Regions from separate parts of the Homo sapiens genome. Here region 1 is linked to region 2. The links are chromatin loops, found by intact Hi-C in ENCODE. Cell type or tissue: IMR-90. All regions are shown on one strand.

Region 1 (2,500 bases), 210 kb after region 2:
TTTCAATCAAGCAAACAATTCACAAAGACATTTTCTAGAATAGTGAGAATAATAAAAACCATCATTTTTGGAGAGGCCGATTCCTTGCCAGAACCTGGGGTCATGGGCTTGGCACCCATCATTCTTGCGCACCCCATGAACTGTAAGAGAGATCTTATCCCTTTCTGGAAATGAGCGAACGGGTTCAGAGAAGTCTAGTGACCTGTCCAAGGACACAGAGCCCCTGAAAGGTAGCTCTGTTGTCTGCACCAAGTCTGTGTGACTCTGGCACCGTTCCCGGGGTCATTCACAGCAGGGCCCCGCTCAGACCTCGGCGGGCAGCGAGAAGAACACATGGAGATTCTGACTTCCAGCACAAAGGGGCATCCTGCCTTGTGTTTTTGTTTCCCATTTCTGAGCATTCTCTCTGAATTACAGCCGTGACCGCCGTATCGCAGCGTGTTTGCCCAGCCCGGTTTGAGTTGTAAGCTGGTGAAATAGAAGAATCCTTGTGAAAATATGAACACACTTTTATTTACCAAAGGTAAATGAAACCTTTCACTGTTCTGAAGGGTTTCCATTTTTCTGTCTTTTGTCTCCTCCCTTTGATTACCCATAACATTAACCTTCAAACAACCTGGCAAATCCGAGTCTGATTTCCCGGCAGCCTCCTCCTTCAGCCAGGCAGGGCACCTGTTGCAGGCCCTCTTGGGATCACCAGGCAGAGAAGCTTCCCTGTGCTTCACACCCACTCACGCCTGTCCCCCCGTCCTGGGGGAAGGCAGTTCCAGGCTGGCCCATGGTCACTGTGAAGCGCTCCTACTTAACAATGCAAGTAGCCATCCCTCTGTCCAGCTGGCTTTGACGAGGCTCTGCCGCCGCAGCTTCTTGCCCGTGGCTCTGTGATGGGGAAAAAAGGAAGGAAAAATGCGTTCCATGCAGGGCCTGTCACTGCCGTAGAAACAGCAGTATTATTTTCAGGGATGTTGCGTTAATAGGGGAAGGCTGTTTCTTGGAAAATACTGCCTTCAAGTACTGTGACTCTTTTCAGGTTATATAAAAGGGCATTAGGCAAACACTCAGAAATTCAGCAGCTTCCTTGGTTGGGAGTGTGGAGGGTGGGTGGACCAGCTCCTGTGCACCTCCAGCGGCAGCCACGCAGAATACGAATTGGCTGCAGTTACCGTCCTCATCAGCCCGCAGTCTGGATAGTATCAGCAACAGGAAAGGTTACAGCTTTTCCTGTGATGTATTGCTTCTTCAGAGAGTATTAAAGATGTTTTGAATCTATTTTTTTAGGAATCTTGAAACCACCAGTGGAACATTTTTGCTGTTGTGGGTAATGCACAACGTAGCAGCGTAGGAAGGCCGGGCCGCGAGAGGGAACCGAGGGTGTTGGAAGCACCGAAGACGGCGTCCGTTGTCATTTTAACAGTGAGGAAGCAAGTGAGGCAGAGCATATGCTGAGGTGTGGAGCAGCTGCGACTGGGAAGCGTGTTATTTCTTTTATTTGCTGGGGGGCGGAGAAGAGGCAGACACCGCATCTCCTGGGAGTGGGCAGGATTTATTTATTGGGAAGGGAGTGCCAGAGGAAAAGTTCCGTCATCATGGAAGGAATTCTCCAGCCCTGCTTAGTATTATTGTTTGGGCCTTTATTTATTTTTTTTTTCCTGCCTTGACACTCCCTGCCCAAAGCACAGATTCAAATAAAAATTGTAGCCAGAGCCAATGTCTTTGTAGTAGATGGTGGGACAGTGAATTTTACATGTCAACTTGACCAGGCCACAAGGTGCCCAGGTATTTGGGCCAAAGATGATCCTGGGTGTGTCCGTGAGGGTGTTTCTGGATGAGATTAAGATTCAAATCAGTAGACTGAGTAAAGCAGCTCGCCCTCCCCAATGTGGGAAGGCCTCATCCGATCAGTCAGTCGGCCTGAACAGAACAAAAGCTGACCCTGCTGTAAGTAAGAGGGGTTTCTCCTGACCGCCTTTGAGTTGGGACATTGGTCTTTTGCTGCCTTTGGACTGGAACTGAAACATCCGCTCTTCTTGGGTCTCAAGCCTGCAGGCTTTTGGACTGGAACTATACCAGTTCCCGCTCCTGGGTCTCCAGCTTGCTAACTGCAGATCGCGGGACTTCTCGGCCTCCATGGTTACAGGAGCTGATTCCTTATAATAAATCGTATATTATATATATAATTTCTATGCTATTAGTTCCGTTTCTCTGGAGAACCCTGGCTGATATAGAAGGCATCCATTAAGGCAGGGGTTGAAATCTTAACATCTTTCCTGAACCCATAGCTTGATCAAGCTACCTGTGTCCTCTAGGAGAAGAAAGGGTGACTGAATCCCAAAGTATTTGGAAGGAAGCCAGAGAAAAGCTCTGCAGCCACCACTCCTCTCTGCTGAGAACATCAGAGGCCGTGAACTGTGTGAATAGAAATGAGGATGCCTTGCCAGACAGCCCCCTTTACAGGCAGATGCTGGTCCTTCCCCTCCAGGGGAACAGGGCTTGGAGCACA
Region 2 (2,500 bases):
ATCTTTCTACCATAACATTTTCTGGTTTTTAAAATAATAAGCGTATTTTTCATATTGGGAAAGATAAAAATTTACCTAACAAGGCAAAAGAATTAACTATCATAGGAAAGTTAATTTTGCCATGCCCGTCCCCATCCCATAGTGAGCAGTATGTGTTTACGTCCATGCTGACATTAAGACTGATGAAAACAGAAAAAGGACAGGCCGCCATGTAGAAGAAATTTTTAAACTACCAGTTTTTAAAATGGGAAAGGAACCAAATGGTTTTGTATAATCCCATATAAAAATGTCCCTCATAATGAATCTCAGACTCACCTTAAAGGAATAATTCTCAGGATTCTCTTCCATGCTGGGGCTCCAGTAAGAGTCAAGATTTGGGGCTTTCTTAAAGCAGGCTTCAAACCTTAAAAGCATACCTTATTGAATGCCAGTGCCAGCATTCTCAAATAACTGTGCCCCCAAGTGGTCACATGTACCTGTAAATTACATGCAGCAAAAAGGTGCAATTAACCAGGTCCTGGACTGCAGAGTTTGCAATTTATTAATAATAATGATGATGAAAACAATAATACATCCAAAAGAGAAAAGAAAGGGGAAGATGAAACCCAAAGAGAGAGAGAGAGAGTGTGTGTGTGTGTGTGTGTGTGTGTGTGTGTGTGTGTGCAGGCGCAAAAGACAGGGAAGAATTTTCTCAGTGTTTATTTTTGCCATGCCTCTCCCAGAAAAAGAGCGTGTGTGCGTGTGTGTGCATATGTGTTTGCATTTGAGGAGGGAGGCCTGGCCAGAAGAGGTGGGGGGTAGCTGTGGGCAGAGCCCTCCCAAGAATTCTGGAGACTTTGCATCCTTTCTCAGGAGCAATCCTCGATGCCTTTGACTGCCTACTTCTCTGCAGCGGTGGTTCCATGATAGTCTCCTTGGCAGCCTGCCAGAGGCTGTAAGTGTACAGAGAATTGTGTTTTAATAGAAGGCTTTACCTCTGATACAGATTTAAAATGAGGAAGAAACTTTCTGTTCCTCAGCCAGAACGAAATGCGTTTTGCTTCCTGTGAAATGCTGGTGATTACAAGCTCATCTTACATAATTTTATTATTTTCAATTGCTGCCCGTCAATCTCAGGTGATGGTTCCCTGGGAGCAGAAAAAGAGGCAGATTCTGGGCGATGACTATTAAAAAAAAAATCACTCAGTCATTAGCAAATCGTACAAAAATTTAGAAAGGAGAATAATTATCTTTGTGATGATGCTGTTTAAGATAATCAGAACTTGCATTGCTAAGTTAGACACGCCGAAGTGAATTGAGGACTGTTTAATGGCCTCTTAGAAAATGTATTTTTGCTTTAACAAAGCATTGATGTTTGAGATTTAAAAAAAAGAAATCCTTTAAATCTCGTGAAGGAATTCTCTGGAATAACCACATTTTCAGAAATCCGTGACATGATCGAGGTGGTCCACTGTCACGCCCACAAGAGGGCATTTTCTCATCAACTACTGTAAAAACGATTTGTTTTCTAAAGGGAAGCTGAGAGGCCTGGGGGAAGGAGAGTGTTCTGCAGAGCAGGAAGTGGAGAGCTGCTTGCAATTGAGTTGTATGTATGCTTCCACTTAATACGTCCTGCCGAGCCTGTAAGCCAACACTTCCGGCCAGGAATCTGCCCTCTGTGTTTACCTACTCTCTTTTTATGTCTTATTCCCAGAATGACTGGGGACCAAAGGAATCCTTTGCAGGAGTTTTCTCCAGACAGACAGTTCCACATGCTAGTATATTGTCGACCCCATCCATAACTTCCATGAAACTTGAATCTCATATTTTAAGACACCTTCTCTAGGTCCAAGTTCTTTCCTTTATGTATGTTACACATATTTGTTGAGTACCTACTGTGTGTCAGCTTGAGCCAGACTCAGATCCTGTCCTCGTGGAACACACATCCTCCACAGGAAGACTTGGCATAAAAAAGGAGAACAAATACTGGAGTATGATTTAGATAATTATAAATGTTATAAGGAAAAATAACTGGGATAAGGAAAGGTAGCTATTTTAATTGGATAATTAGGCATACTTCTCTCATGCATAACAAATATTCTAATTTTGTTCAATCCATACCAATATTGTTTGGATTATAAAGGTAATACCTTTTTTTCAACTCCATTTTTTCTAAAAAAGTTAGTTATATTGTTTATTATTTTACGGACCATGAAACATGATGGAAACCGGGGAATTGAGATGTGGCCAGTTGTTAGTTTGTAAAATGACATTTAAAAATTACCATCTACTCATCACCTCATCATTTGACAAAACAATGCATGTTTTAACACCAAAAAGTAGGAAAGATGTAATCCCTGAATAGAGGGCAGTTGAATACGTTTAGTGTTTTGGAAAATTTGCTGCATTATCTGAGGTTTTCTCCTTTTCCATGGCCTATGAGAACTTCATCAGGGACTGGTTCTGGTCAGGGGCTGGCATCCAGTTCCACAGATCCTGCTGATGACATTGTCCATGCCTT

Evidence for each region. Hi-C counts contacts between places; a loop is a spot of excess contacts. Peaks named below come from ENCODE experiments on the same cell type or tissue, not always from the same donor. Only the 100,000 strongest peaks of a DNase experiment are listed, where the experiment ranks them.
Region 1: it touches region 2 in a loop (3-fold over the local background); 3 of 110 quality-filtered maps call a loop at or near these places.

What each region holds. Positions count from the first base shown.
Region 1 is chr2:23,616,540-23,619,039 of GRCh38, forward strand. All of the region lies in intron 3 of KLHL29 (kelch like family member 29), which reads left to right. LOC102723401 (a long non-coding RNA gene) reads right to left here and starts at 1,460. Exons shown (of 2, transcript XR_427010.4): 1 at 617-1,460; 2 at 1-468. In IMR-90, a CTCF peak has its summit at 1,125; a DNase peak (open chromatin) is centred at 1,132.
Region 2 is chr2:23,403,103-23,405,602 of GRCh38, forward strand. The region is part of intron 1 of KLHL29 (kelch like family member 29); the gene reads left to right. Among named protein-coding and RNA genes, the nearest start is that of LINC02923, 17 kb to the left of the region's middle. RefSeq lists an enhancer at 1,251-1,832. In IMR-90, a CTCF peak has its summit at 1,455 (motif pointing right); a DNase peak (open chromatin) is centred at 1,579; H3K27ac peaks cover 404 bases.